Regions from separate parts of the Homo sapiens genome. Here regions 1, 2, 3, 4 and 5 are each linked to region 6. Evidence: chromatin loops called from intact Hi-C (ENCODE). Cell type or tissue: endothelial cell of umbilical vein. All regions are shown on one strand. Each heading gives the region's core, and the rest is flanking DNA. Links, peaks and the distances in the headings are about the cores only.

What was found. A loop is a pair of places that touch in the nucleus more often than their neighbours do. Peaks named below come from ENCODE experiments on the same cell type or tissue, not always from the same donor. Only the 100,000 strongest peaks of a DNase experiment are listed, where the experiment ranks them.
Region 1: it touches region 6 in a loop (7-fold over the local background); 3 of 110 quality-filtered maps call a loop at or near these places.
Region 2: it touches region 6 in a loop (5-fold over the local background); 6 of 110 quality-filtered maps call a loop at or near these places.
Region 3: it touches region 6 in a loop (4-fold over the local background); 5 of 110 quality-filtered maps call a loop at or near these places.
Region 4: it touches region 6 in a loop (2.8-fold over the local background); 7 of 110 quality-filtered maps call a loop at or near these places.
Region 5: it touches region 6 in a loop (5-fold over the local background); 8 of 110 quality-filtered maps call a loop at or near these places.

The regions. Positions count from the first base shown.
Region 1 is chr12:75,860,885-75,866,323 of GRCh38, forward strand. No RefSeq gene overlaps it. Among named protein-coding and RNA genes, the nearest start is that of PHLDA1-AS1, 170 kb to the right of the region's middle. RefSeq lists a silencer at 2,125-2,419. In endothelial cell of umbilical vein, for the core only: no CTCF peak of the experiment used is centred there; a DNase peak (open chromatin) is centred at 2,287; H3K27ac peaks cover 2,148 bases.
Region 2 is chr12:75,722,473-75,727,911 of GRCh38, forward strand. The region is part of intron 1 of LOC105369844 (a long non-coding RNA gene); the gene reads right to left. Among named protein-coding and RNA genes, the nearest start is that of KRR1, 210 kb to the left of the region's middle. In endothelial cell of umbilical vein, for the core only: no CTCF peak of the experiment used is centred there; DNase peaks (open chromatin) are centred at 2,599 and 3,169; H3K27ac peaks cover 2,738 bases.
Region 3 is chr12:75,525,059-75,530,497 of GRCh38, forward strand. All of the region lies in intron 14 of LOC105369844 (a long non-coding RNA gene), which reads right to left. Among named protein-coding and RNA genes, the nearest start is that of KRR1, 16 kb to the left of the region's middle. In endothelial cell of umbilical vein, for the core only: a CTCF peak has its summit at 2,055 (motif pointing right); a DNase peak (open chromatin) is centred at 2,073.
Region 4 is chr12:75,632,746-75,638,184 of GRCh38, forward strand. All of the region lies in intron 8 of LOC105369844 (a long non-coding RNA gene), which reads right to left. Among named protein-coding and RNA genes, the nearest start is that of KRR1, 120 kb to the left of the region's middle. RefSeq lists an enhancer at 1-180 and a silencer at 3,004-3,298. In endothelial cell of umbilical vein, for the core only: no CTCF peak of the experiment used is centred there; DNase peaks (open chromatin) are centred at 1,936 and 3,136; H3K27ac peaks cover 698 bases.
Region 5 is chr12:75,813,055-75,818,493 of GRCh38, forward strand. All of the region lies in intron 1 of LOC105369844 (a long non-coding RNA gene), which reads right to left. Among named protein-coding and RNA genes, the nearest start is that of PHLDA1-AS1, 210 kb to the right of the region's middle. RefSeq lists a silencer at 2,469-2,528. In endothelial cell of umbilical vein, for the core only: no CTCF peak of the experiment used is centred there; DNase peaks (open chromatin) are centred at 2,527 and 4,037; H3K27ac peaks cover 494 bases.
Region 6 is chr12:75,931,956-75,937,394 of GRCh38, forward strand. No RefSeq gene overlaps it. Among named protein-coding and RNA genes, the nearest start is that of PHLDA1-AS1, 96 kb to the right of the region's middle. In endothelial cell of umbilical vein, for the core only: no CTCF peak of the experiment used is centred there; DNase peaks (open chromatin) are centred at 1,986 and 2,696; H3K27ac peaks cover 1,116 bases; H3K27me3 peaks cover 186 bases.

The DNA.
Region 1 (5,439 bases), core at 521-4,520, 71 kb before region 6:
ATTAGCCAGGCATGGTGGTGCCTGCCTGTAGTCCCAGCTAGTCAGGAGGCTGAGGCACAAGAATCACTTGAACCTAGGAGGCAGAGTTTGCAGTGACCCAAGATTGAGCCACTGCACTCCGGCCTGGGCAACAGAGCGAGAGACTCTGTCTCAAAGAAAAAAAAAGATTTTTTAATTGCCATTGATAAAAATTATATTTTTAAGTTTTAATATGAGTAACCCATCTAAAAGTGGGAATAAATAAAAATCATACTGTTAACCTAGTACAGAGGTTCTGAAACAGCAATCCATGCAGACTAGGTACATCAGAATCATCTGAGAAGTCTTTTTTTGTTTTTGGGTTTTTTTTTGTTTTTTGAGGTGGAGTCTCTGTCACCCAGGCCGGAGTGCAGTGATGTAATCTCAGCTCACTGCAACCTCTGCCTCCTGGGTTCAAGCGATTCTCCTGCCTCAGCCTTCCAAGTAGCTGGGACTACAGGTGCCCACCACCATGCCCGGCTAATTTTTGTACCTTTAGCAGAGACGGGGTTTCACCATATTGGCCAGGCTGGTGTCAAACTCCTGACCTTGTGATTCACCCACCTCGGCCTCCCAAAGTGCTGGGATTACAGCGTGAGCCACCGTGCCCGGCCAAGAAGTCTTTTTAAAAATATATTCCCAGTTATTTCCCCCAGACCTATTACAACACAATTTCGCAGGATGGGTCTGGTTATCTCTATTTTTTAAAGCTCCTTGGGTGTTCCTGATATACAAATAGACTTGAGAACTTCTGACTTTGTAGACACTCTCAGTATTCGAGGCCTTGTACCAAAAATTAGTGAGAGCTTTTTAGCCAGCTACCTGCTTAGGGTACTAGGACAGTAGTGTTGGTTTGTTCTATTTGATTCAGGTACTTCTCAACAGTAAGAGAAAACTTTTTTTTAACACAGGACCTGATGAGAAAAATGAGACAATATATAAGGAAATACAACCTCCTATGATAAATGAATTGAATCCATATACCTTACTTATTGTAAGCAAAAATACGTATGGTAAAATATAAATAATCACAGGTTTAAATGTCCTCCTCTCTAGAACATTGGTAAAGCCCTTAACCAGGACCACTTGGGAGAGAAACTCTGTCCTTATCTGAGTCCAAATCTGCATCTTATTTTATAGTTTTCATCCATGAAGGTCTTTTTTGGCTGTTTCCTGTTGTCAGTGCTAATATGCTCATTGTAAAGAACTTTGAGTTTTTATGTCTACAATTACTCAAAGTCCAATGCCTAATACACAGGTTTTCTTCCATTTAAGTCATCAACTATATTTCTAGTATTGTTCCAGTCTCTGCTCGTAATTGCTTTTGTACGAGCCTGTATAACCAAAGAAACTTCTAAAGATACAGTCCTCTTATATGACCACTTTCAAATGGAACTGTTCCGCTCAAAGCTTCAGATCTTTCCTCAGGTGAGGCAGAGAGAGAAATCACTTCTAAATTGAGCATTTAGCCTTCATTACTATATTCCCTATATCACAATGTACTGTAAATGGTTCACTTATCTTGCATTTATCCCAAGGTACTATAAATTTATGTTTAATTATTTGATTGTTTATCTCTACCATGAGTTATAATAAGTCTAGGAGGACAGGGAGCATCTGTATTGTCTATTGCTGAATCACCTATACCTAACTTGATGCCTGGCTCACATAAATGTTTCATAAATATTTGTTGAATTGAAGAATGGACGGATGGATAATTGTTCCCTGCTTTTCCACAGAATATTTCCTACAAAGTTACTATCCACCCTTGAGGCCCCAGAGAACAGACAGGGTAGCACATTCATTTGTGTGTGTCCTCAGTACTGAGACCAAGGGCTGACACAGAGTAGTTGTATAATGAATGTTTGATGAATGACTGAATAACCTAAGGCAGAGTTCACTAAGCCATATGATTCATTGCCTTGTTGTTCAATACCTTCCACAAAAGAGTTGCCTAAGCTTGTATATAATCTGAATCAAATCAGAGGATTCAGCAGAAATTCTCTGAACTTGAATAGTCTGGCTTGTGAAACAGCTGAATATCTAAACATTCCCAAGTTCCCAAATTGTATGTAGACTAAATAATTTGCAACCAGGAATTGTCCTTGTTAGGGAGATTAGTGCTGAGAATATCCCAATTTGTACACTACTAAGTCCAAGAAACAAATTACATGTCTATTTGCCAGAGCCATGGTTTCTGTATGGCATCATCTCAGATGAGTCAGGACCAAAGAGGTCATCAGTATCAGAAATGCAGTGACTGATTTCCTGCACCGTTGAAGGCTGAGAAATAGGATTTGGGAATTGAGCTTTATAGTCCAAATATTCCTTCCATCACCTTACCCCCCCATAAATGCATGCACTCAATTGAAGTCAGATTACTCAGGCTGACTATAAAAGGCAAGATTTTCCTGTTTCCATTTTCAAATATAAAATAGCCACCTATAGGAAATAAAACATGATTCACAGTTAGGTAAATACTCTATTGTTAGTGAGTCAATAAACATGAATCAGTCGTATACTTATAAAGACAACCTGAAAGAATTTGAGGCATAGGATAACAAAATAAAAATTAGAGCTAACATCTGTTGAACATTTTGCTGTTCACCAAACATTGCACTAACAATATGGAATATATGACAGTTAATTTTAGGTATCCACTAGACTGGGTTGGGAATACCCAGGTAGCGAGCAAAACATTATTCCCGGGTGTGTCTGTGACGGTGCTTCTGGAAGAGATAAGCATTTGAATCAGTAGACTTAGTAATCAGCAGACTTCCATCCAGGCTCTGCACCGACTAGATGATGATCACCCACATCCTCTGGATAAAAAGCCAGAGGGAGAGTCAATTCATTCTCTTCTGGGTTGGGGATAGCCATCTTGTCCTGCCCTCAGACGTCGGAACTCCAGGTTCTCAGGCCTTCAGCCTTGGACTGAGAGTTGCACCGTTGGCTCCCCTGTTCCCAGGCCTTTGGACTCAGACAGAATTACACTACCAGCTTCTCTGGTTCTCCAGCTTGCAGACAGCATATCAGGATTTCTCAGCCTCTATAATCACATGATCCAATTCCCTTAATAAATTCCCTCTTATATCTATATATATCCTATTGGTTCTCTTTCTCTGGAGATCTCTGACTAATACAGAATATATCTTTTAAATCTCCATACTAACCCAAGAGGTAAAGTCTATTATTATCACCATTTTATAAATAAGAAAACTGACATCCATAGAAGTCAAATAATTTTCCCCAGATGACACATTATATAAAAGAGGGGCCAGGATTTAATCCCAGAAAGATAAAAAGGTAAAAATCTAAGCCAATCATTTAACATCTGAGTCAAGAAGCAGAGAAAAATCAGTGAACACCTTTAAAAGTTCTTTTGGGGTTAAGGGAGTCTGGCATACAAGTAGGATTTCCACTTCTATGCAGTTCAGACAGGAAAGGAGATGGTCCCAAAGTGGTAGGTGTGGCTGGGAATACAACCAATTTGAATCAAAAGGAGGAAAGAAAATCAGTTCCAGATCCAGAATACTATGTGTCTCTCCCAAGGCCTATTCCCCTCCCACAAAAAAATTGTCCAATTTTTAAAATTTTCTCTTAAGGGTCACATCTATAAAACAAATCACTGGAGGCTCAGAATAGGTACTTTTTACAAATATTATTAGCTCCTGAATATAGGTATCTTACTTACTACTCTTAATACATTTTGAAACCATGAGAATCACTAAATAAAGGCAGATCTTTTACCCATGATTCACCTACTAATCCAAAGCATCCAGCTAAATAGAATTCCCATTATTTCCAATAACACTGCTCTGCTCAGAAAGCAAGAGGCCTAATCATAATCTACTCTCCGGTAGCCTCCAACAGGTGAAATGTGTTCAACAGTCCCCAGCCTTCAGGAGGGCAATTCAGTGTGCACGTAGATACAGCCAATAGCATCTGTTATCTGTTCCATCAAGCTTGCCCAAGGGGTGGTGTTCAGGAACTCAAACCACGTTTTTCCCCTGCTCTCACGTCGACAGCATAACAATCAACACAGAAGACTTCTGTGACCCCAAAACATGTGAAGATTTCTCCCCACTAGCAAACAAGGAATCCATTCTGCAGCAGACAACAGCTCGGTGTCCTCCAATTCGATTCCGGCTTTATCTGCTTGCAGACAGCGTCAGATCCCACAAGTAGAGGGCTCAATCATGAAAACTGGCCCCTGCTTCAGCCACCAGCCACAAGCCCAGGCCCTCAGAAATTTGACTGACCAGCTTTAAGTTGGGGTTTCCATGACCCACCTCTTTGGGCTCAATTAATTTCATGGGATGGCTCACAGAATTCAGGGAAACATGTTTACTGGTTTACTATAGAGGATATCACAAAAGATACAGATGAAGAGATAAAGGGAGTGAGGTATGGAGGAAGGGGCACAGAGCTCCTCAAGGTACACCAGGAACCTCCTCATGATCAGCTATCAGGAAGCTCCCCAAATCCAGTCCTCCTGAGCCTTTTATGCAGACTCCACTGGATAGGCATGATTGAAACATAGAAAACCATGTAGAAATGTGATTGGACAAAAAAGATGTGATCTAAACCCAGCGAGGCCCGTCTGTTCAGATTCTTCTTGGCCTCTCTGTGCAGGCTTCCTTCCTCTAGGGTATGAGTCAGGACCCTCTCTGGAATATAAGTTCTTATGACCCACAAGTAGATTGAGTCCTGCCTTGGGCAAGTGGAAGGAGAAGGTCAGAGAGTGATTCTGTTTCCTGCGGCCTGCACCTGAGACCTAAAGTGCCCCATCATTATAACAAAGGACTATAAAAGGGCTAATGGAAGCTATAAGCCAGGAAACCATGACATTCATATATATAAACCATATATATGTTTTCATTCATATATATAAACCATATATGTTTTCATTCATATATATAATGTTTTCATTTATATATAAACATATATGTTTTCATCCATATATAAATATATATTTGTTATATATATGTTATAAAATATCACAGGTGACACAAAGTAATGTACCTGCAATTTTTTCTTTGGTCCTTAACTGCTCTGAGGAACTAGTGTAGCCCTGATTTTCCTATGGGAATTGTGTATTGGGCACAGGTGAAACAATTACAAGTAGCAATGCTTCTAGATGTCCCTTGTAATAGCAGACCAATAAGCATTCCTCATAGAGTTGGGTCACGACTCAGACCCAGCTCTGATGTCTCAACTTCAATCTGCACAGAAGCTTCCCAGCACAATTCTAATGGGCAGACTAGGTTTCTGTAGTCCATAGACAAAGGCAGGAGGTAAAGTGGGAACCTGGATCTAGAAAGCCAAGGACAAAAAGACCAAAGCAAGTACAGAAACTGGAGTAAATAAGTTATTTCCAGGCATGGTTACTTTCATCTGTCAACTTGACTGAGTCTCAAG
Region 2 (5,439 bases), core at 973-4,972, 210 kb before region 6:
TTACTTGTTTACTTCTCCCTCAGCTACTAATCCTATTTTCTCCTTCTTGGGAATAAATCATGTCTCCCATTGGCAATATTAAGTTTCCTTCCTAAATTCTGGAATTTCTCCACCTCTACTTTCCTGGGATCTGCCGTACACAGTCTCTTTTAGTGCATAGAAAACCTACTGATTATTTTGAAACAGTCCATGTCTTTTTCTTAATATTTATCATTAGTTTTCTCACACAAAAGCATAGGTTACTTCGGGGTTCTTATTAATCTGTAGTTGTATTTCATCAGTCTCCTACAAACAGATGACAAAAATGTCCACACTATTCAGTAAGTTGAACATTTTCATTGCGCCCCATTGTCCCAGCAACGAAAGCACATGTTCAGGATGAGTCATCCATTTCCTGCCAAGAACAATTGGCAAGCATACTGTGGCTTCCTTTAGTTTGTCACTTCTTTGTCTCAGCCATTTAATTTTTAAATCTTGAATCACGGTGTATGATTTTAATCAAATCTGTAATTATTATAAGCAAATAACTTCTTTAGTTTAAAGACAGAGGTTACATGTGAAACGTATATATAAGCAATTCAGGAATTTAGCATTGCCAAGTAATGATATGTGGCTTAGCCCTGCTTGTTTTTCAAGAAGCATCAGCATGGTTTGTGGTATTTCCTCACTGCCTAACTTAAGATGGGGCATCTTAAACATTATTTTGATGTTATATCCCTCCAAAACTTTGCAATGTTAGCTAGTTTAGTTTTGATGGATGGAAAAGTCAAAACAGCAAGTCTAAGGTCATGAGGCGTCAATGAGAGAACAAAGAGTATAATCTATGTGAAGGGCAACTAGCAAGAGACCCAAAATCTAACAACAAGCAGATCTTGACACCTCTCATGATAGATCCTTAAATTGTCACCACAGTGTTCCCTACTTAACCCAGTTTCACCTTCATTAATTCCCATGCCCCTTTCCCTAAGTTTTCTCAGACATCAAGCAGAGCCTTCCATCTCACCCGGCCTCTCAAGAACTTCACTCTCAGCATCTGCCAGAGTCTACCTTCCTCACTTCTACCCTCCATTCCCAAAGAGCAAGAAGGTGGATATGTGCCAGAAAAAGGCTAGAGATCCTTTACCTCAGTCTTTTAATTTTTAATCATTGGAAAGAGAAGGAATGAGTTACAGGAGAAAGAATAATGGATTTGGTGTCAGAAACCAAGATGAAGTCTGATTCTGCCACTAATCACTCTGTGACTTTGAACCACTCACCAAAATGGATTAATCTCATAAAACTTCGATATCCTCATCAGTAAAGCAAAATAGCACACTTGTTTACTGTGAGGTGCAAAATTCGTCAAATGCCTTTATAAACCACATGGTGCCCTGTGAATGTAAATAGTATGATGTGGATTCCTCTAGCACTGATGGCGAAGTGGCACTGAAAGGGCTTCTTAGGCTTCATAAACGCCTACACAAAAACCGGTCTTTATGCCCTCACTTTTCCCTAGAAGTCTTCATTAAGAGAAAGGTGAAAGAACCCGGTATACGTGGGCTAAATAAAAGAAATTTATTGGAAAATTTCTTTCTACTCTGTAATATATATATTTTATTTTAAGATAAATAGTTTAAATGTCCTGTTAAATAAAACTGATGCTTTGGGAAGCTGTGATATGTTTACCGCATGGCTTTTTGTGCCCCTGGAACTGCGCCCCATGGTATCCTGGGTTGTAGACCTCTCCTTTCCCCATATGTGTTTCCATAGGAAGCTCTCAAAAGCTGTATTATAATCATCTGATTACTGGTCAGCCTCTTCCTGACAGGCACTTTGCTTTACATCTTGTTTCTTCCTAGAGCCTAGCATAGTGCATGGTATATTTTAAGCATCCTATAAATATTTGCTAAAAATAATAAATGAATTAACTTTCTCTTTTCTTTTTTTTTGAGATGGAGTCTCGCTCTGTCCCCCAGGCTGGAGGGCCGTGACATAATCTAGGCTCACTGTAACCTTCACGTCCTGGGTTCAAGCAATTCTCTGCCTCAGCCTCCTGAGTAGCTGGGATCACAGGCGCCCGCCACCACGCCCGGTTAATTTTTTTGTATTTTTAGTAGAAATGCGGTTTCACTATCTTGGCTAGGCTGGTCTTGAACTCCTGACCTCGTGATCCGCCTCGGCCTCCCAAAGTGCTGGGATTACATTTTTTGGGAGTAACTGATAAATAATGCCCTAATTACTATTGACTTCCACTGATAAAAACTGAAAAGGCAAAGTGAGAGACTGAAGAGTTAAATGGCTGGGCCAAAATTCTAAGTCCAATGCTGGCTTTGAGCTCTTCCATCCAGTGCCCAGACACCTTTCCCTGATCCTAAAGAGCCTGCCTCTCAGCATAAATATTCACTTTATCACTGGTATGCCTGTCTTAATGTATAAACACTATTGATGGTTTACTCTGTGCATTTAATTCCTATAGTCCGCAATTATAAATATAAGAGACTTTGTTCCAGTTTTTGTTCTACATTCCACAGTGTCTGTGTCACACACGAATTTCCCTTTGAAACCAATGAGCATTCTATGCCAGAAGATATCCTGGGGATGGAGGAGGAAGGGAGGGAGGGGAGAGAGAGAGAGAATCAGAGTCACCATCTGTTGACAATACTCTTGTGCAGAGCCAGTTTTGAAGGTTAATGACATGTCACGCATCCTCCAGCGTCTGGTAACAAAAATAGGCTGCTCTCCCAGAATTCGTTAGGGAGTTGTGGCCCCATGGAAGATGTAACTTGTCAGCCAGCACTCCAGTAGGGTCCAGGAAGACAATTTCTGCCAAAAGCTGGATGAAATTTAATGGAGATCCAGGAAAAACAACTTTTACTAAAATTCAAATGTGGAAGTGATCATTTTTCCCTGAGGCCAGTAAAAAGGCTATAAATTATTGACTTTCCAAAATGACCCTGCGTAATGTTTATAAGGAACTCTTGCATTTCATCGCAATTCTTCAATATACATCTACTCCTTTCTCTATTTCTTTTCAGAAAAATTAAGATTGTAAGCTTGTAATGCAAACAGGTCCAAGGGTTCACCAAGGATCTGCCCATGGTTTTTTTAGATGGTTAAATTTTTGGCAGTGCAGCTGATCCACGGCAAATCTGGGTCTCAGCTTTATTGACAGCCTACTGTTTAATGACTCACTTTGCTGTCTCATCAAGAATGCACCCAGTGGAAAGGCTACACCTTCTCAAGTGTAATTGCATGCTTTCTCCACATCTCTTCTGGGCTCTCTTTAATTTTCAAAGCCCCACTGAGCAACCTTTAAAAATCTGAGCCCTTTCCCACCTGGTGCTCGATGCTTTAAGAGGAGGTGACTCTGACTGTTTTTCTGTTAACCTAAGAACAAACTGTCTTGTCCCAGCATGGAGTAGAGTGGCTTGAACAAGGACGTGTAAAAAGAAACAGAGCAAGGAAACTGAAATACTTCCAAGCTCTTCTGCATTCTGTCTTTATAGCATGACATCATTAATATTGTTTGAAGTAAAGTTTTTGGACTATAGCTCTGCCTAACTTCAAATATAAATGTAAATTACAAACAAAAAACTAAATGAGTGTTTGATTACTTGCCAGCTTGGAGTATCCAATCCTCTCTTATTCAAGAGCAGAATTAAAAATAAAAGTTTGGTGGTATGAGGTGCTAAAATGATCACTCATATAGAAGTCAGGAAATTTGGGCCATTTTCAGGTTCTTCTTGGGTGACTTTGTATAAATCACTAACTTCTGTGGGCCTCAAATTCTCCAGCCCTGAAGTTAAATTCAATTTAAAAGTACATTTTTAGCCACTAAAAATATTTGTCTAGATCAGCACTGTCCAATAGAACCTTGGCCAATGAAGGAAATGTTCTATATCTGCACTATCCAATATGGTAGCCCTAGCCATATTGAGCACTATTGCATGTGTAAATGTAAGTACTACGACTGAAGAACTGGATTTTTACTTTTATTTAATTTTAATCAATTTAAATTTAAAACAAACATGTACCTAGTGGCTACTATATTGGACAATGCAAGTTTAATTATTTCTAAGGCTCCTTATTAAAGGTTATGTTTTGATGATTACTTTTTTTTTTTTTTTTTAAATATGGAGTCTGGCTCTATCACCCAGGCTGGAATGCAATGGCATGATCACTCACTGCAACCTCTGCTTCCCAGTTTCAAGTGATTCTCTTGCCTCAGCCTCCCAAGTAGCTGCAATTATAGGCGTGTACCATCACACCTGGCTAATTTTTGTATTTTTAGTAGAGACGGGGTTTTACCATATTGGCCAGGCTGGTCTTGAACTCCTGACCTCAAGTGATCCTCCCTCCTCAGCCTCCCAAAGTGCTGGGATTACAGGCGTGAATCACTGTGCCCAGCCTATGTTTTGATGATTTCTCAACCTAGCTAATGACCCAGAGTGAATCTTTCTTTTTATTCTCACTACTGTAAAATTTACTTTATAAATTATTTGATATAAATAATCTTTAACAGTAATTAATCAGTCTGATTAAAAAATAGGAACTCCACATGAGAAAGATAAAGCATGTGAAAGAATTTTACAAATTTGAAAATGCAATGTAATTATAAAGCACTCTTAACAAAATCTCTGTTACACCTAACTGCACACCTTTCTTCAAGTGCCAGCTGATGCACATAGACCAAAAGCTGTTCTATCTCATAGTCCAAACCAATGGAAATACCTTGATGGAACCCTGCCGAAGGCCAAAAAGCTTAACCTTCTGAGTACTTTTTTTCACTGAGGTTTAAATAAATAGATTTTCAATTTCTTTTCCCCTCCACCACACTTGCCAAGTGTTTCTAACTAGATGTTACTATAATCTACACAACAAAATCATTCTTATTAATTATGCAATGCCTTATAACTGTTGCATGCATTTCTGTTGCTTCTCAGCTTTGCTTTGCAGCAGCAGAGCACGTCGAACATTGACCAGAAGAAGTCCAAAGGGATGACTGTTGTTCACCAGAGGCTCCCATTTTGGTCTGAGCCTGCATTTGCCTTTCTCTACTTCTGTTTAATTCCTTTCAGCCCCTAGACCTCCTCTCACTGACCTTTAGACTCTTCCAGCCCTTTCCACGTGGCATCTTAATTCTACCTTTTGAGTTCACAACACTATCTTTTTTTCCTCTGGTCTGTGTTTGGCTCCTCCTTCCTGGCACATTTACTTACTTCTGTACCTTCATGACTATCCCTTGTAATGTGGCCCTGGGATTTTCTCCTGGTGGGGAGCCTCAGCTGGTACAGCCTAGAGACTATGCCTCTAGCCCCTCCCCAGATTCCTGAGGCCTAGATTCCGGAGACCAATGGGTTTTAACAGAGAGAAAAGACTTCTCCTACCAACTATTGTGCAACAAAACATTTCCTGCTTTATCTTATTTTTTAAGTGATTCCAGGGTCTTCTATAAAAGAT
Region 3 (5,439 bases), core at 444-4,443, 410 kb before region 6:
AATAAAACATTCATATTTTCATTGGGAATCTAGCCTCTCCTATAATTTACATGCAATCTTCCCTCTTTCTCTTTGTGATTGTTCTCATTGATAAGGACCAGCTTTGATATAATTTTCAGTTTGAACGTTCTTCCCCCTAAAGGAAGCTGGAATACATTCCATGGTATTAGGTTCCACCATAGCAACGGAAGGCTTTTTATTGCATGCATGAATATTCAGGATTTAATCAGTGGCATGTGAAATGTATTGATACTACTGAGAATTATTTTATGCTAATAGAAAAAGCAAACGACAGTCTTTTATTTGTAAACATAACACTGAAAGAACACTTGAACTTTTCTGGAAAGCAAATCTTTAGTCATTTGTTGAAGCTATATGCCTTTCCCATCCTTTAGGTGGCAGTAACTGCAGATGGCCCATAATAAAATGAACTTTTTAAGTGAAATATTTTAAACATTTAATACATTTATATTTTTAAAAATGATTTCATGATGTTAATAAGATGGTGGCATTGCTACTTCATAATTTCAAATTCTCTAATTAAAAAGTCTAGCTACCTGACACTGGGAGGTGTGTAAATGCAGGCTTTAACATAATACTTTTTATCATCCAACAGTGATTTTAACCTCTTTTTGTTTACCATTCCCTTTACTATGTGATGAAATACAGACTCTTTCCCCAGAAGAGCACATGTTTGCATAGACATAATAGCACTCTTCCATAGAATCCCTAGAGGATCAGGCTACCAGTTTAGGGGGCCTTGCCTTAAAGCAACATGAGAGGAGTGTCTCAGAAGCCTGAATCTGATCTTTTAAGCACTAGAGTGTCCTGCTCTTAGAGTTGCCCAGGGGAGGTAGAGGGGATGGAAGCACTCTTTACCTTTAATAAATAAGCATATGCCTTCTTCTACAATTATGATTTCAGTATGATTAAATAGTTGCATAGAACTATACTTCTCAAGACTCCTTTGACGGAAAGTCATAGAAACTCAAAGTAACTTATGTAAAAAAGAGGATTTATAGTCCCATAACCTGGATACTGCATCTAGGAACTCAACAGTGTCATCAAGACAGTAATGCCCTCCCTCAATCACTGACATGTTCTCTCTCTCTTTCTCTCTGTCCCCCTTCTGTGTCTATCAGCAATTCTAGGATGTACATTCTTAACAGAAGAAGAGCTTCTTTTTCTGAAGAGTTATATCAAAAGTCCCAGGTGACCACTTATGTTTAGTTTTATCAGTATTTATCAGTTCCATGCATATTTTTGTTTTTATGGCTACTACACACACACACACACACACATACAATCTTTAAACAAGATAAAGTAGGCTTTTCATATTTTATATGACACATTGTACATTATACTTAATAAACATGTATGTAATTATTATATAACTATTTTACATTAGTTACATTCATATAATGTATAGGTATATTATATATATACAAAATTATATATATAATGTGCATGTACTTATGAAACTTGCTTTTTATGTGGAATATATTGTTTTTAGATATATTCATCTCGAATCCATGTAATGCTAGTTCATTCTACCACAGTAAATAACTTTTGAAATTTGTTTATAAAAGACATTGTGCCTTCCATCTTTGTTGCATTCTCTCTCTAGCTCTTTCTCTCTCTCTGTCTCTCTGGGATCACTCATTCTGGGGAAAGCCAGCTGTCGTGTTGTGAGCAGCCCTGTGGAGAGGTCCCTGTGGTAAGGAACTGAAACCTGTCAACAGCCACATGAGAGAACTTGGAGGCAGCTCATGTAGTTTAGTCAAGCTGTCTGATGGCTGCAGCCCGACCTAATTGCAGCCTCCTGGGAGACCTTGAGCTGCAAGCTCCCAGCTGAGCTGCTCACAAATTCCTGACCCTCAGACACTGTGTAAATGTTTAAGTTGCTAATTTGGGGGATAATTTTTACACAGACAAACATAACTAACACAATATTGAAGCAAATCTAAGAATTTATCAATATATCAGGTTTTGGTGGGGATACAGACATGAAATTTTTTCTCAGTAGAAATAGTTTTCCCTGGTTCTTGCCACTAGAGGGCAAATGGTCACAAATAATGGCTTTTTCTATTTCCATACAACTCAGATGTCCGATGCAAACATTCTTAGAGACCATCTGCTCTGTTGCCTTACAGATGAGTATACAAATGCCCACAGACATTAACTTACTTGTTCAAGTTCACACAGGCTAGATCTTAACGTAAAAACTCAGCTGCAGTTAATAACATACAAACCAGCTATTTTTAAATTTTTTTAAATTTTTGTGATATACACCTGTACACCATACATCTATGTATATATATATATACACCTATGTGTATACATCTATACATAGGTTTATATATTTATGGGGTACATGAGATGTTTTGATACAGGCATGCAATATGAAATAAGCACATCATGGAGAATGGGGTATCCATTCCCTCAGGCATTTATCCTTTGAGTTCCAAACAATCCAATTACACTATTTAAGTTGTTTTAAAATGTACAGTTAAGTTATTATTGACTATAGTCACCCTATTGTGCCAATCAGTTAACTATTAATTAATGCTGCTATTTCTGAAAGTCACTAGGTACAAATAAAGAAGGCTTTATCTTTTTTATTTCAACTAGCATGTTAAAATTCCTAAGATCACAAAATTTATGATAACAACCATTGCCATTTATTGGGTACCTATTATGAACAACTTATTATACACATGTGCTACATGTCTTTTCATTTAATCTATCTAATGAAGCTTTGAAACTTACGCCTATCAATGCATGAGGGTCAGTGTCTTGTCCAAGGACACGTAGCTAGAAAGAAGGAAAACAAATTTGATTCTGATAGACGTTAAATCTCTTTGCAATATTTTTCTTAGGGCACAGCTCATAGCCTCTGATTATACCAGAAGTTTGTTGCTTCTGGAAACTTTTAGTATGTTGAGACATTTAAATGATTGCCATATAACATTGGAACAGAAAAGAAAAAAATTGATGACTCTCCTTCCCTTTTTCCCAGAAAAATTCTCTCTCTCTCTCTCTCTCTCTCACACACACACACACACACACACATATTGCCTCTTTCCTTCATTCTAGCAGACCAGCTTTGTGATACTGGTTAACCTTCCTAGAGCTTCATTTTGTTGCACCTTCTTCATTTCTAAAATAAGAATACACCTACCTCTTTTAAGCTCTCAGCAGGGATGCTGTGATGATTAATGAAAAAGTCTTCATGAATCTCATTTGATTTTGCAGAAGACAGAAGTTTAATAAAGCTGAAGAATCATTATAATGGTAATTAGTCATATTTTAGGACAGATGGGCAAGTGTCTGGCAGTGGTGGCTTAGCTGGAGCTGTTGCCACACCAAAGCAATAAAATAATGTCAATATGTCAGCCACATCAAGTCAGACGCAAAGAGGGTGCAATAGCAGCCTACTTCACACACTGCTTTGTTCATCATCTCTGCTTGGCACAGACTGGGACAGAGTTACAGCATTTCTAAGACAGACAGGCAGGCAGTTCGAGAAGAGCCACCTCATTATTGTGGCATATAATCTCCAAAGATAGCCACCACTGATAGCTTCCTTCCTTGTTGATATGCATGTTACTCCTCACACTAAGAGAGTGAGGAGCCCCTTGAATCTGGCCTGGCCCTGTGACTTGTTTAGATCGAGAGAATACTGTGGCTATGACTCTGCTAATTCTAGGTCCAGCCTTTAGAAAGACTGGCAGCTTCTGCTTCCTCTATCTTGGAAGAATGATGCAGGATAAGAAGTTCAAATACCCTGAGCCCATCTCACTATGAGAAAGCCCAAGCTAGCCATGTGGAAAGAGGGACAGAAACAGGCCTGACCAGCTCTCGGATATTCCAGTCATCCCAACTGAGGTTCTGAATGTGAGTGAAGAAGCAATCTTAGACATTTCAGCTTCAGTAGATACCATGTGGAGCAAAAGAACTGTTCAGTCCAGATTGTTTTTAAGCCATTGTGTGCTGGCATGTTTCTTATATAGCAATAGATATTTGAGACACCTATCAACATTTAAAATAGGGTCATATATCTCTTGATATTCTCTCTTTGCTAAATGAAGTAGAGGATTTCTTCAGAGAAATGAAATAAGGGAAAAACAGTAAGAGTTTGATACAATTGAGAGGATAGTTGCCTTTTAGAGGATACAAATTTTAGTTTTATAAAAGTCTGATTAAGATAGAGCAGTTATCTTTTCTTTGTTCACTCAGGCATTCATGCTCAAATATTTGTTGAATAAATATATTGCTTACTATACATCAGACATATGGATTATACACACACAGTCTCCAACTTACGATGGTTGGACTTACATCATAACCTTCATAAATTGGAGAGCCATCATGTTTTTCACTTTCAGTACAGTATTCAATAAATTGCATGAGATATCAAACACTTTATTATAACATAGGCTTTGTGTTAGATGATTTTTCCCAGCTGCAGGCTAATATCAGTGTCTGAGCACATTTAAGATAGGCTAGGCTAAGTTCTGATGTTCTATAGGTTAGGTATATTAAGTACATTTTCAATTTAGATTATATTTTCTAACTTATGATGGGTTTATCAGGACACAACCCCATCATAAGTTAAGGAACATCTGTAGGGCTAAGTGAGATGGATAATGTCCCTGATCTCATAGTGCTTATATCCTAATTGGGGAAGACGAATAACAACCAAAGCAAAAAGATAATTTCAGTTGGTGATAATGCAATTAATCTGGGGAAGGGTAATGTGATAGCATTATCAGAGTCTTTCTAAGGGTTCCCCACAATGCATTAGCAATAAACTAACAAACAGAAAAAAATAAAGAAAATGTTCATCCCGAGATTGTAATACAGTTTAATTATCTGTAACCTAATTAGCAGTTTCTGGGTATGAGTAAACACAATTCATGGTGTGGGCAGGGCTTTCCCATTTTGTGCTTTGAGTCTTAGCTTTGTTAACACTGAAACTGATCTGGTGGGGTAGATTTTTTTCCCCTACCTTATTAGCTTTTTAGGGAAGTAAAAATGGAATGTGCTAGCATTGGTGGTACAGGTACTTTGCTGGTCCACATGCAGTCTATTAACACCATTCCTAAGACACAGCCATTGATGTACTCAAAGAAAATGAGTTTGATGGGCACCTTGGTTGATTCAATGCCTTCACTATTGTGAATAGCACTCTGATGAACATATGAGTGCATATGTCTTTTTGGTAGAACAATTTATTTTCCTTTGACTAATGGAATTGCTGGCTCAAATGGCAGTTCTAAGTTCTTTGAGAAATCTCTGAACTGCTTTCCGTAGTGACTGAACTAATTCACATTGCCACCAGCAGTGTATAAGTGTCCCCTTTTCTCCATAGCCTCACCAGCATCATTTGTTTTTTGACTTTTTAATAATAGCCAGCTGAGGCCAGGTGCGATGGTT
Region 4 (5,439 bases), core at 793-4,792, 300 kb before region 6:
AGGAACAAAAGAAAAGTAAATACTTCTCTGCTTCTAAGAATGACATTTAGGCAAAAATAGTCTATCTTTTCTTTTTGTTTCTTCTCCTTCCTTTATTATTAAACAAAAAAGACTAATGCTAAGGTGAAAATCCTTTTTGAAATTATTTTTAATTTGTGTAAAAAGTTTCGTCATTTTTTGAAAATTATAGCAGAGCTTATTTTGTTTCCCTCCTTCAAATTGTCTAATGCGATATTCAGTTGTTAATTCTTGAGTAACTTTTGATTCTTTGGTGGTGCAATCAAAATTGAAGACCACCAATTTATTCAAATGATATATTATTCCAGCCACTATAAGGAGTACCCTCAGTTAATACTGATTGTAAATGATTTCCCTATGCAAACTAACTCCTTCTCTCAAAGCCTTTTTCCTAGGACTTCAACTCATTTTATATGCTATTATGATCTGAGTGTTTGTGATCCGCCCCCCCCCCCCAAATTTTTATGTTTAAATTCTAATCCACAAGCGATGAGATTAAGAGGTAGAACCTCTGTGAAGTGATTAGATCATGAGAATGGAACCCTCATGGACCAAATTAGTGCCCTTATAAAAAAGGTCCAAGGTGGATCACCTGAGGTCAGGGGTTCAAGACCAGCCTGGCCAACATGGTGAAACCCCATCTCTACTAAAAATACAAAAATTAGCTGGGCATGATGGTGGGTGTCTGTAATCCCAGCTACTCAGGAGGCTGAGGCAGGGGAATCACTTGAGCCTGGGGGTGGAGGATGCAGTGAGCCAAGATCATGCCATTGCACTCCAGCCTGGGCGACAAGAGCAAGACACTATCTCAAAAAAAAAAAAAAAATGGCCCAAGAGAGACTCCTGGTACTTTCCACCATGTGAGGACACAGTGAGAAGGTGTCATCTATAAACCAGAAGTGGGTCCTCACCAGACACCAAATCTGCCCATGCCTTCACGTTCATCTTGGGCTTCCCAACCTCCAGAACTGTAAGAAATAAAGTTCTACTTTCTGTAAGCCACCTAGTTGATAGTATTTTGTTACAGTATCCCAAACCGACCAAGGCATATACCCACTTCGATGATATGCCATGATGGTAGCCAATGCTAGCACAGACTTAAGGCTTAATAAAAATATTATCATGTCACAATTCTGACCTCAGTAATAGTACCAGGCTCCTGGATCCATCGGTAGGGTAATTTGAGACACTCAAATGGATGGCTAAAGTTATGCTAAAGTGCTCAGTCCCAATCCACACTGAGACAAGGGCTTCCACTACCACCTCTGTCTCATGAACCCTATTTCAAAGAGCAGTGCATGTGCAAGAACCATTTTCTCACTCAATCCAAAAACCATCACCAAAATAATGTCTGGCAAACTGCATTCCACATCTTCATCCTCTAACATAAAGTGTAAGATGATAATATTTTTATTAGTGTGACATGATAATATTTTTTATTAAACCCTAGCATGTTAATACAGGTCCCCATTGCTAAAATCCTTTATTTTTGTATCTTCCTGACTTTCGGGGTAAGATACTGAGTTGAATTGTCTAAAGAGAAGAGAATCTTCTTTGACAGTTTTTGCCAAGTAGATCAACAAATGCCTTTGACATTAAAATACCATAAAGCCTAAACTGGATGCTCTTAACCCCTGGTGTCCTATTCTTATGGATTTTCTCCTAAACCCTCTGGTAATTCCTTTTTAGTATTTTTCTAGGGCTCTTTTTTCTCCCTTTTCTTGTGGGTATTAGCAGCCTCTCTTTTAACACTCTAGACTGTGGCTCACAAACCCAAGTGATAACACAGATCTGTAGATGACATGAATAAATGAAGCAGGTGGTAGGAAGGAAAAATTATGTGACTCTCTTACTCTTTACTTTTTCCATCTTTGATAAAGTAAAGAAATACCTTTTCTCTTAGAAAAACAACAACCACCACAACAGAAAACAAATACAAGCATAATTTTAAATGGCAGCTGGTATTCAATGTCAGGGAGATAAGAAGGAGTGGATGTGTCTATGGAAAACAGGAAGCAGCTGTTTCTCAGCTTCAGCCAATGTCAGCCAATAGGCAACATAACCATTAGCAAATTTTTTTCCATTTCTCAAGACAATCTGAAATTCAGGCTTTCATTTGAAATCTCTGATGTTTAAAAATTTGCTCGAGGATAACATATCTACATGCCAGAAATAGCATGCTAAAGAGAATACATCTCCATGACAGAAATGGTCAGTGGGTTGCCAGTTCGTGGCTTCTTTATCACAAATTACTAAAGGCAGTGCTTTTCAAACTGCAGAGGACAACCTACTGATGGCTGATGTCACCAATCTCATGGGTTGCAAGTAGCATTTTTAAATGAAATAGAATTGCATAGAAGAAAATGGAATAGAAAGCAACAGAATTTATCACATTTAATGGGGTAGGAATTGTAAAAGGAGATCTGTGTGTGTGCATGTCTGTGTGTGTCTGTGTGTGTAGTAGGTCTCTGTAGGTCTCTGTAAAAAAAAAAAATCTACTGCTGACTGTAGTCAATACGTTTGAAAGTCACTGCCTTGGTAACATTATTTTACCCACTTACTGTCATATGACATTTAAATGCCAATGGTTTTGAAAAGTGTATCTATAGGCTAGATTTTTATCTTGAACTCAGACCCATATTTTCAACTATCTACCAGATATTAGCACTTGGATGTTCCACACGTCCCACAAATTGAGTAATAGAATGATTAAAATAATGGGCTTTGTAGCCAGATTTGAGTTTGAATTGTGGGATTTCTCAGCCTGTTTTCTCATTCTTAAAGTCGGAATAATTAAAACCTCAAAATAGTGCTGTAAGAATTTATGTCCTTAGAACAGTGCCTGGCTCACACAAAAATAAATAAATATCGCTTGAGCACCAACCACGTTCCAGGTATTGTTCTAGGCACTAGAGATTGATGAGAAAATTCAGCCCCCCCACCATATGAGACAATGCTGCTTTTCAGCGGTTTGAGAAAAAAGTTGAAATCAACAAAACATCCCCTTCATGTTTTACTGCATACATACAGTAATCCTTTTAAAACGTATTCCATCAGCAACCTTTTCAAACAGCACTTTGAAGTTTACTGAGTTATGACCACAGAATGACCTTCTTCCTGCTGAGTGTGAGTAAGCCTTCTCTCCCTGCCCCAGCTAACCACCAGGCAATTCTCAGAGAGGTCTCAGTTTTACTTGGGTACAAAATAGAACCTCTAATGTTATTGGGTGAAGGAACTTGTGTGCAGCGTTCCCAGGTTCTAGTGAATAAGATGATGTCCTTTGCCCTTGTGAAGTTTGCTGACAGTGACCACATAAACAGATACATACATGACAGTATAATTTCAGCTGATATCGTACTGTTGTAAGTATTGTTACAATGATGATGATGATTGTGATGATAAAGTAAAACCATAAACACATTATTTCCCCACTCTTTCTCCTTACACCTACCTCCTTCTCATCCTGTATTTCTAGCTGGATGAATCACATCACCTTTCACACTGTTGCCCAAGCCAAAGGCATCTATCTAGTCTATAGGCTCTACTCTATATTTCTGAAATCCATCTACTTTTCACTCTTACTATCATTGTGCTATGCCAGATTCCTACCATCACTTGCCCAAGGTTCTGTGGCAAACTCCTGATTGGCCTTTCTGCTTCCAGATCCATCCCCTCTTAATACATCATTCACATTGAAATCAGACTCCATCTAGAATGGATCTAGCCATGTCTGTTCATTTCCTAACCCTTTAAGGTCTCCCCATTGTCATCTGTAGAAAGTCTAAGCTCCTGGTGGATTTACCAGACCCTTCGTGATCTTAGCCTTGTTCAACTCTCAAGCATCATCGTTCTCAAATTCTGTCTTCTTGTTAATTAGAATGACTTACATAAATTTTTAAAGTTCTCTTTTACTTCCAGGCTTTTATCTAGACTACTCTTCCTCCTGGAAATCTTTTTGCTCTCCCTGCTTTTCTTACTTCCAACATTCCCTGCACCCCCCGCCACACCCACACACTTCCACCCTTCAATTAAGTGCACTTTGAAATTGTTTGTTTTCTTGACTCTCTCCTCTTAAGGGGAGATGTCTTTATTGGCGTATTCCAATTAACTAAAGTAAAATGCCTACGTCCCTGTATTTGTTTCCTATTACTGCTGTAACAAATTGTCACAAACATAATGGCTTAGAACAATATAAATTTATCATCTAATGTTCTGCAAACCAGAAGTCTGGCAGGTCTCATCAGGTTAAAATCAAGATATTGGCTAAAATCAAGGCATCAGCTAAAATCAAGGCACCAGCAGGACTGCATTGTTGTATTCCTTTCTGTAGGGTCTAGGTAGGATCTATTTCCTTGCCTTTTCCAACTTCTAGAGATCATGCATATTCCTTGGCTTGAAGCTGCCTTCTTTCTATTTTCAAAACTAGAATAGGCGAGGGAAGTCCTTCCCACTTGGAATCACTCTGATCTCCTCATTTGCCTCTCTCTTCCATTTTTAAGGTCCCTTATAATTACATATCACCTGGATAGTCCAGAACAATCTCCTTAATTTAAGATCATCTGATTAGCAACCTTAATTCTATTTGCTGCCTTAATTCCCCTTTGTCATATAAGGTAATATATTTATAGGCTTCTGGGATTAGGACATGGATGTCTTTGGGAGGCCATTACTCAGACTACCAGGGCCCCCATTAATGGCTCATAAATTGATATGCAAATAAGGTGTCCAGTGGATCATTACAGGGGCTGCTGTGGTGAATGGCTGTTATTCTTGCCTGCCTATCACTTATTTTCTTTCTTATGGCAATGACATCTTCATATTCCCAGAGGAGCTCCTTCTCCCCCAACTTCACACAATCTTAGTGGGTGTATTAGTTAAGGTAAGGCTTAATATCTAGTGCCAAAATTTCAGTTGCCTCAAAAAAAATTTTTTTAATGATTTCTTGCTCACATAAAGGTCCAATGAGTATTTCTAGTATGGCTATCCTCCTTTGAGTAGTTCAGAGGACTCAAAGACCCTGGTTCCTTCCATCTTGAAACTTCTCCATCGCAAAACACAATTGCCAATGTCATCTGGGAATCGTCTTCGATTTATTCATCTGGAGACAGAAAGGAGCTTGAACATGTAGGGAAGATTTCTATAGGGCACATCAGGAACTGGCATATATCATTTCTGCTCATATTCTAATGACTGGATGTCAGTCCCATGACTATACCTAATGAGAAAAGAGATTAGAAATGTGTTCTGACCATGCTCAGAAAGACAGGAAATGGATAAGAAGACCATCTAGCTGTTTCTGCCACAGTGAGACTGTTAAACAATAGCATCCAGGACTCCCTTGGCCAAGGGTTGCAGTTATAACCTAAATTCATTCAATCAGAAAATAAACCTTGAAAGACTGTCAGTTAAAATTGTGTTTAA
Region 5 (5,439 bases), core at 824-4,823, 120 kb before region 6:
TGTTCTTTTTCTCCTCCCCCTCATGTATTCCCCTTTCTCCATCTGCCCTTTAAATGTTGGTGTTTCCTCAACTTCTGTCCTCGGCTCATCTTACATCATATATTTACTCTCCTGTTGCAGGTTTGAGGCTGCAAACAGGAGAGTAAGTATATGGTGTAAGATGAGCTGAGGCCTAAAGGACCATGCAAATAGTGCTGGTTTCATTCTTAAGAGGGGGACTCATTCTAGACCCTTTCTGACACAGGCTGCTTTTTTCTATGGGCCCATTCAGAGTTTCATGATGAAGCACCAAACTCTCTTCACACAAAAGCAGCAGTGACTCTATATCTGGCTGCCATTTCCTGCCTTCCAATTGAAGTCTTTCCTAGTAAAGAGTTAGGACACCCCCAAACCTGGGCAGAACATATCCCCCACCCCCAACCACCAATGTCAATGGCTCAAAAGCTACACAAGTAAACCTTAAGTATTAGTAAAGCACAAATCATGTCACTTCCAGATGGAAGACTGTGTCATTCCTGAATCAAACACTCATTTGTGGTACCCATTATGGTGCCATTTGGCCCTACAAATCCTCTATACAGAAAGTGCAAATAATACACAAGTGCTCATCAGGTTAATCTGAGTGGTAGCTGTGTCCACGTGTGCCTGTCCATGCATCCCTCCCAAAGATTAGCTAAGCATCCGCTCCAAGCATCTTTCATCTGCTGAACCCTCTTGCTCTGCCTTTACTCTGGTCCTTATATCCACATCACTAAGAGGGAAGGTTAGTGTAGAAGACAGACAGGATGTATGAAGTTTGGATAACACAGGATTTGGGGAGTGTGGTCTTTCTGCCCACATGCACCCTGCCCTAAGTGAGTTATGTTCTTCTTTCCCCTTGTTTATTGCTCTGTTTTGAATTGATTCAATGAAGTATGAGATTCCAACATATTCATTCCAGCTATGAGCCTTCCTGTTCTGTGACCTCTGTAATAAGTTGCCTGGTATGGTACTTGTAGGCTATCCTTGCATCAGAGTGATTTCCCACAAGACATTTTATTGGCTTCATCTGTATTTTACCTTATGATTACATGCTACTATTCTTTTTTGCATTTTCAGATTTCCCTTTAATAATTTTGTAATCTAGAAAGTAAGTGTGCTTTTCAAAAGGGTAACATGATCTACTGTGTCTTATTGAACCCCAGGCACTAAGGGTTGAAACTAAGTTTTATCCAGACTAGTTTCCTGTGGAGCAACACAGCAAATAGGATGGTGGTCAAGTTTGCACAGGTTGGCTTCTCACCTTATGTAAGAATGTCAGAGATGGTCCACTTGCTGTCTGTCCCCTCACTCCCTGCTGTAGTCAGATGTTTATGACTTATCTGTAGACCCCAGACTCAACTAAAGCATAGGAGCAGCTCAATGCTGGGTTCTTGGTGCTAGCATCTACCGCAATTCAGGGTGAAAATACTGGGGTAGGGGAGATGACATTACGAAGACTGACTAGCCACTGGGCAAGGTGCTCACAGCCTCAGATGCTGGACACAATCAGCCGTGTGTGTCACTGTGGACTTGGCTAACTGTGAATCTCCTTCCTCTGGCATTTCCTATTTTTATTCTCAGAAGGTAACTATAATTTTAGAGGATGCAAAATGGCAATCCACACCATGTCATCGTTAAACAATTAAGGAATTTCACATTTTTTAAAATCCAGATTTCTTGCTTCTCTTGACAAATGAGAGCTCTGGACATGCAATCCCCCGTGGCAACAATAGGCTGCCCTCTTTAGATAGAATCCAACCACTCATGAGCAGTTCACTCCTTTACATTTCCTGCATCTCTCTCCTTGGCTATACTATTGGTTGCAGTATTCCTGGCTGTTGCCTCATGTTTTACAGAAAGTGCAATTAACCTGTTGTCTGTTCTCTTTGTCCAATTTGCAGGCTTCATGCGGCCCAGTTCTCTTGCCTGTGCTCTGCTCTCTGAGCATGAGTGCTGATATCCAGCCTGCCTCACTGTGCCTTTCCATCCCCCACCTTCCTGTGCATGCAGACCTCCTTACTATTGCTCTCTGCCTGGTTTCTCAGGTCCCTGTTTGACCTTGGCCAGTCTTCTAGTTGCTCTTCTCTTAAACCAATAATATGACCTGACACCAAGAACTGCTGGGGGACCTGCTTTTGATGACCTACTGCATTTTAACATAGGGGTCATCACACCAGCCTAGCAAACATTGTCAGAACCCCAGAAGCTTCTTTAAAAACTAGTCAAGTGTTTCAGTAGCCTGATACTAAATCCCTCCAGTCTGTGACCTATTCATTCGGTTGGTACCAAATGCCCCCTGAGGTTAAACAAGGCCCTGAAAAGATAATGAGATGAAATGGCTTGACCTTCAGGTGGAAGATCTCTCCTTTCCTTCCTAGCCTCTAGCTGGCTTAGATTATTTTTATCATTTTTCAAAGCAGCAACGTTTATTTCCTCTGCTTCAGTGAGCTGTGCAGATGCAAGGTCTGGAAGGAATATTTAGTGGTCGCCATGGTTACCATTAGTCATATGAAGTTATAGCGCATGTGCTGATTCCTCTCTTCACAGCTGTAAAAAGAAAGCACGCTTCAAAAAGCAGGCTTGCTAGGGCTCTGAAGACTTTAATTCTGTAATGGGTCCAGCTCCTCTGGTCATTTATCTTGATCTGCCAGTTTAATTAGCACTTTAAAGATTTTAGGCAGAGAAGATTTCATAGAACATGAAGCTAGATGGACATTTTGAGATTTAGCCTCACCTTCTGATTTTACAAATAAGGAAACTGAGGCCCAGAAAGGAGAAGGGACTTAGAGCCACACAGTGAGTCAATTAAAGTCATCAAAGGGGTATGCTTAGTAAGTACCAGGGCCAGGGCTCCTTCTAGCTCCGCTATATCTCCCAACCTAACTGGCAGACTGAGTCATGTGAAGCTCTAGGATGGACAAGGACTAAACAAGTTCAGTGCAAGGCAGGGAAATCTGATCTCACAAGAAGGGGTTGGATTCCTTAAAATGGGGCTTAAGCCAAAATCCAAAAAGGGTCTCCAAGACCATTTTAGGCTTGGAGTATCAACTGAGTTTTATGATTGGCTAAGTCCAGATGGCACAAACAACCACTATTTCAAAATGGGCTGTTCGTCTACTGGTTCTGACCAGTTTTCTAAAAAGTGGATGCCCCGCAAGTGCTGCAGCTCCTTCTGTGGGGCCTGACTTCTCGCTATCTTGCAATTTCCCTACTCTCCCAGCTCAATGTTCAATAGAACCTCACTTCCAATAAGCCCAGGACTATGGCTCTTCTGATGTTTTGCAATTGGCTAGATATAAAAATAAAATTGCACATAGAACATCTTGAACAAGGGTCAACTATCTTCACACTTTTTAATTTAAGTAAGACTTTCTGTTTGATGGACTCAATATTTAACGTGTTTTTGCCTGAATAACCTCAACATTGGATAACCTGAACAAACACTTCTTCACAGACCTTGTTTCTAGGTACTGTTCCTCACTAGAAGGAGCTAGGATTCCTTGGAGAGAGGAGGGCCAGAGCAAAGCAAGACAAGAAGGGTCTGGAATATCTTATACAAAAAAGTGTACAAAAAATGATGAAGGCTATGTCAAAAAGACTTAGGGCCAGCTTCAAGGGTACCTATTGGCTAAATTTGGGACAATTTAAGCTTCAACAAGAATTAAATGGCAGCATTGGATCTAATTCACTGAATAAAAATAAGAATCCAGCTAATCAATGTAGAAGAAGTAATAATAGTTGGTAAGTCAATCATCTTTTTTAAAAGACATCATAGTAATAACTGATTTTATCAAGATTCATCAACGGATGCTAAAGCTATAGGGTAAAAGTTTGAAGAAGACAGGATATTAAATAGTCTCAAAATATCTTCCTGTAGATTATAAAGAGAAATGGTAGTCTTCTAGTGGAGATACCTAGCAATCACCAGTTTATAAAAAGTGATCAAAGTTAATGTCATCAGTAATGTGTGCCTCTAGGTGGTGATATGTTGTTAAGGACACAACATCATTGTCATGGTATGCTTGCCAAAAGTGCATAATCTGAACTTAATGATGAGTAACCCTGAGGCAAACCCAAATCATGTGACATTTCTACCAAACGTCTGGCCTGTATACTTCAATAATGTCAATGTCCTGAAAAACAAAGCTAAGGAACTGCTTCAAATTAAAGGAGATTAATGAGCCATGACAACTAAATGCAATCTGTGATCCTGAATTGGATGCTGGTTCAGGGAGAAAACAAACAATTACAAAAACATTTTTAGGGCAATTATTAAAATTTGAGTATGATCTATATATTAAATAATAGCATGTATCAATGTTAAACGTCCTGAATTTGATGTTGGTACTATGGATCTATAAGGGGAAAAGGAGTATGATGTTTGAAACTAATACTTGAATGGGAAAGGAGGGAAGAAGAGAGAATATAAAAGAAAATGAAGAAAAGGTTAAAACAGGCAAATTCAGATGGGTTTAGAGAGTTAGTTCTTGGTACTACTCTTAAAACTTCTGTAAATTTGAAATGATTTTAAGTTAAAAAGTAAAATTTAGAAACTCTCCAATTTGAAGGGATCCTAATGCAGGTAGCAGGTAGGAGCAAACAAGACAAGCTCAAACTGACAATTTACAAGTCAAGAATTATTTAACTACAGCTCAAAGTTCTAGGCAGAAAGAAATGTATATTAATTTATTCTTTAAGAAAACATTCATTGAATAATATTAATAATAGTTAATATTTGTAAGCACTTTGTGTGGGTTACTTGGTTTCCATGTTGCAGCAGATTGCATTTTCTAAATATAAACATATTGAACTACATTCCATCCTACATGCTTTTCTTAAAATGTGATGTTTACAACTTACATCAAGAGATGGGGTATACTTTTCTTTTTCTTGAACCTGAAAAGGCCTTTAACTACTTTGACCAATATAATAGCATGGAAGAGATGGTGCATGACTTCTGGGGCTAGGCCATAAAAGGCATAGAAACTTATCTTGTCTCTTGGATTGCTTGCTCTGAGAATGAAAAGAAATGGTTATGCAAAAAATGCAATGGGGCCGGGCGTGGTGGCTCATGCCTGTAATCCCAGCACTTCGGGAGGCCAAGGTGGGCAGATCAAGGTCAAGGCCGAGGAGGTCAAGAGATCAAGACCATCCTGGCCAACATGGTGAAACCCTGTCTACTAAAAATACAAAAATTAGCTGGGCGTGGTAGCTTGTCTGTAGTCCCAGCTACTTGGGAGGCTGAGGCAGGAGAATCGCTTGAACCCAGGAGGTGGAGGTTGCAGTGAGCCAAGTTCGCGCTACTACACTCCAGCCTGGTGACAGAACGAGACTCTGTCTCAAAAAAAAAGAAAAAATGCAATGGGAACACACTGATGAGAGAAGAAATAATGTCTGAGTAAAGCTTCAAAAACAGAT
Region 6 (5,439 bases), core at 787-4,786:
GCCACGGCACTCCAGCCTGGGTGACATCGCAAGACTCCATCTCAAAAAAAAAAAAAAAAATTACATATTCCCTTTAAAATATCAGGTTTCCCATTTCTTCTGAAAAGTGGGATGACCCAGCAACATTAGGCCCACATGTTGACAACTAACTGGAGCTAAAGAGAAAACAGCTGACTTGATCACACACACACACACACACACACGCACCCCTACATTCTGTGAATGCACACTCAATACATAAAACTGCCTCACTCACTACACAACCAGCCTGGATCCTGGCCATAGAATATACCTTTGTTCTTTGCTTATCCCGAACTCTAATTTAGTTCATCCTCCACTAATTTCCTACTTGGAGTCAACTGTTCACACTTATTCTCACTTCTTTTCAAAGTCCTCTTCTCTTTAACTAGCACTGTGGGCTTCTAGTCAGCTTCTCACCATGGTCCTTTCTACATTGTTGACACACTAAGTGGATGCCTCACCCATCTTCCAGCCCTGGAGTCATTGTTCAAAAGAGAAGCAGGATTTTCTGAGAGGTGGCTAAAGTTCAGGAGGCTGTCAAATTCCTGTGACACTAAAACCAGGAATATAGACTGATGATGGGAGATTAACACTTTCATAGCACCATCAGTTCCTATTTTCCTACAACCACATTCATTGCTATTTACCTATTTTTATCAGCCATTTTTGACCCTTCAGACCCAGAAAAGATTGGCAACTAAAATAAGCTATGCAAAAGAAAAATCCAAAGAATACTTTTTCCTCCTAAATTAGCAGACCCAACATATCTAAATATTAAACACCACCTAAAAACAAGGCAGTATTCAATAAAAATCTCTGCATTTCTTCCCACACTATCTACCCAGCAGGATGATACAAAAAATTATAAAGAAATAGAGTCCAAAATACAACGCTTGCATAAGTTTTAAAAGCATTGCTTGATATGCAAAGATACTAAAAAACAAAAGAAAAAATGTGCTATATTAAATGACAAGCAAAAACTTGATCGCTGTATGTTAATTATGTGTTATTCCAAAGAAATACAGGAAGAAAGGCTATAGCTGAAAGATCAAGAGTTGGCAGAATTGTTTATTGCTAAATTCTCTGTGAAGCAGCCTTATAAATGAGCCTTTCAGTAAATTCATTAACTAGCTGGTCTCAGTCTTAAACTGTCTGGCAAGGAATTGTGCTTATTGGCTAATAAGGCTAGCAACACCCTAAATGTGTTTGCTCATATACATTAATTCACTCAAAAAGTAATTAACGGGTCTAAAAGACTCAGTTCTGGGAGTCCTACTGACGTATGTGGTATAGCCATCCCATATTTTCCATGTTAACAAACTCTTTTCCATTGCATCTGGCTGAAGGCATCGCCTATCCTGGTGTTTATGACTCATGTAGTAGGGCCAAGACTGTTGCTCAAACAAGTTCTGATGGTTGAAACATTAGCCAGCAAGCCCCTTGGCCTCCCAGAAGCTCTAAGATGTCTTACTGTACCTCTTTCTCTGAATATCCTAAAATGCTGCTAACACTCGTCCCCCTGAACTATTATTGCTTTAACTGTATTTAAGGATGTTGCCTACAATTAGCTTTGAATATAGCAGTTTAGAGAGCAATATAAAAATGGTGTAAATGGTCAGTGAATGCATGAATGATCAATACATCAGAAAAGTGAAAAAAAAAAAAACTGGAACTGGTTAAAAGTTTTCAAAATAATTATTTCATAGGAACATTAATGAATACTTCATCTGGTCTCATGAAAAAGGAGTCAAGATCAAACAAAAGGAGTGTCTAATTATTAAACAACTATTTTTCTATGTTAGTGGAAACAAATCAAACTCTCAAACAATATGAAAACTATTTGTATACCTTTGGGAATATATATAAAAAAAATATGTGATGGATTCAGCTATGAAACAATGCTTTGTCTAACTGCCTGGTTACATGGTGCCTGAATAGAGGGTGAGGATGAGGAAAGAGATGACAAATCCACAGGAAATGATGAAAGAAATTCAGCCCAGGATTTGAAAATTACAATAAGTAATCTGCAATGCAGATAATCTACATAAAGAGTAAAGACAAATCACTGAAAACAGGCTGCATGCGGTGGCTCAAGCCTGTAATCCCAGCATTTTGGGAGGCCGAGGGGGGCAGATCACCTGAGGTCAGGAGTGCAAGACCAGCTTGGCCAACATGGAGTAACCCCATCTCTATTAAAATACAAAAATTAGCCGAGCATGATGATGGGTGCCTGTAATCCCAGCTACTCAGGAGGCTGAGACAGGAGAATCACTTGAACCCAGGAGATGGTAGCTGCAGTGAGCCGAGATCACACCACTGCACTCCAGCCTGGGGGGCTGAGCAAGACTCCATCTCAAAAAAAAAAAAAAAAAAAAAAAAAAAGAAAAGAAATTACTGAAAACAGCTAACTTCAAATTCAGCAAACTAAGTCAGATTCCGCTATGGCAAAGAGTTTGCCAAAAGTTATACTTTTGACCACAGTATTAGAATAGGAAGGAAGTAATACTGAAGACAAAATTCACTAAAATATTTTGGTTTCAGTTGGAACAAAAACATTCTCCTTTAAGGAACTGGTATTGTGGAGACTTGATGATATTCTAGGAAATGAAATGAGATAATGTTTTCGAAATAGCCCCACGATAATGTCAATGAGTAATTTCAGTTCTTATCACCATATGATGTGGTTAGTGAGCAGTACTGATACGGAGGGGAAAAAAAAGGTGTCAGAATGTTAAAAAAAAAAAAAAAAAAAAAAAGCCTCCCTCTCTCAGGAAAACAGCAATCAACAGCTACTGCTGCTGGACAAAAACCTAACACTTCTCAGTCATGGGGGAAAAATGTCTGAAAATGAGTTTCACTGTTTCTCAGCAAATGTTGGCTTAAATATCTTGGCTGTGCCCATCAGAATACCTATGCCCAGCTTCATAATCATAAAGAAAACAGGATTCCAGGTCATTTGTGCTACAAGAGACTCAAAAGGTCATTTGGCCCATGTCCAAATTGACACTAACTTTTCTCTATTACACAGCACACAAACTGCAGAGTCAGATCTATGGAACCAGGTCTTTCTCCTCTTCCTTGATCTATTTCTCTTCTTCTTTTAAAAATAACATAGATTGGCCAGGCATGGTGGCTCATGCCTGTAATCCCAGCACTTTGGGAGGCCAAGGCAGGTGGATCGCCTGAGGTCAGAAGTTCGACCCCAGTCTGGCCAACATAGTGAAACCCCATCTCTACTAAAAATACAAAAATTAGCGAGGCATGGTGGTGCATGCCTGTAATCCCAGCTACCGGGGGGCTGAGGCAGGAGTATTGCTTGAACCTGGGAGGAGGAGGTTGCAGTGAGCCGAGATCGTGCCACTGCACTCCAGCCTGCGCAATAGAGTGAGACTCTGTCTCAAATAAAAAAAAAATTAAAATAAAATAAAAATAACATAGATCAGGGTAGAAATATTGCTGAAGCTCAGTTGCAAATCTACGAAAGTACAAAAAGCTACCCACCTTGGTTCCATTTTCTCACCTCCCATTTACTTCTCACATAGTGTAACTGTCTCTGGGACACTTTTTATCCCTGCCTATTTCAGAGGTTTCAAATTTTCTTCAATGGTTCCTCTTGCCCCCAGGCCAGAGGTAGGGGCTCCCTTGGCTCAGCTTCTATAGCAACCTCCTCATACCTGTGTCACAGACAGTATTTATTATCTTGTTATTGTTGTTGCTTTAGAGACAGTCTCCGTTGCCCAGGCTGGGGTGCAGTGGTGTGATCATAGCTCACTGCTGACTCTAACTTCTGAGCTCAATTGATGCTTCTGCCTCAGCCTTCCCAGTAGTTGGGACTACAGGCATGCACCACTGCACCCAGCTAATTCTTTTATTTTTTGTAGAGATGGGGTCTCACTATGTTGCCCAGGCTGGTCTCGATCTCCTGGCCTCAAGCAATCCACTCGCCTCTGCCCCCCAAAGCTCTGGGATTATAGACATGAGCCAACACACCTGGCCTACTTTGTTTTTTAACCATCCTGTAATCTTCCTATCTCTTACCACACTCACAACACTGTGACTTCTTGGAAACAGTGATTTTGTCTTATTTATCTTTGTGAATGCCATTACACCCAGCCCATAGTGAAGATCAATAACTGTTTACTGAATAAATAAATAAATGTTACAAACTTTTGATCCTCTGAATGCTGGGAAAAAGGAGACAGCCAAAGTAACATGATGACACAGGATAATATATCTAGGCTATCTAAATATTTTTCAAGCAACAAAAGATCCCAATTTGGTGCTACACAATTTTTGCAATTAAAAAAAATCATGAAAGAAACTGCTAACTCTCAGACAGCAAATTATGCCCATTGCTTAAAATTCAATTAGCCTCTGCCTTTCCTCTTACTAGCCTCTCTGCCCCAAATGCCCCCTCTACAATTTATTCCCTGCCACCCATGTTCAAGGCTCAGCTCCTACATCAGTCCTCCACAGGACTTTCCTTGACCCCTTTGCAGATCCCAGTGTCCTTTATCATACCCTCCTCTGAGGTCTCACAGCATTTTATCTCTACCTCTCTTATTTGCCTCTTTACTGCTTGCATTTTACTTATTAGATATTTTATCTCCCCTGCCTCACTGAGCAACTTAAGAGAAGGGTTTCTATATACTCTGAAGATGCCTAACATAGCACCTTGCCCAAGGCAGAGCCTTAGTAAACAGTTTTCCAATTGCTAAAACAGGAAGTTCAGATTCCTTTCTTAAAGGCAGTAAGACACAAACAAATCATCATCTGCAAAATGAAGAGGAAGTCCTTTCCAGCTGGGACATTCCATGACCTGGGGAGCCAGGTCTGAACACTGGCCAGGACCACAGATACATCAATAGGTAAAGGACAGAGTAAAGCAGTGAGCATGGCCTATCATGAGAGATGTTTCGAGGCAGATAGATAAGGAGAGCACCTAACTTGGACCGGGGATTAGAGAGGAATTTCTAGTAGAGGTGACCCCCCTTTGACCTTAGCTAGAAGGTTGAGTTAAACAAAGGAAAGGAAGAACATTCTAATTGGAGCAGGCAGCATGGGCACAGGCTTAAGAAAATAGACCCTTTTCGGAAATGCAAGGAGTTGGGTTGTAGGAAAGGAGATGGGGAATGGCTGAAGAAGATGAAGAGGTAAGACTTCCCCAAGTAAAAAGAGCTTTATATATTCGCTCCCACACTTCTTTGTTTCACTGGAGGAATGGAAAGCTATTGGAGGGTTTCTTGCAGCATGGTAACCTGATTGCTCGGGGAGTAGTGTGGGAAGAAGATCAAAGGATCCTATATAGGAGGGAGAATGCCCTGTCATGGCCATTGCAGCAATCTATGTAAAATATGAGGAGCTTTGGGGAGGAGAACATGAAAAGAGAGTAATGTTAAGATTAATATCACTTGGTGG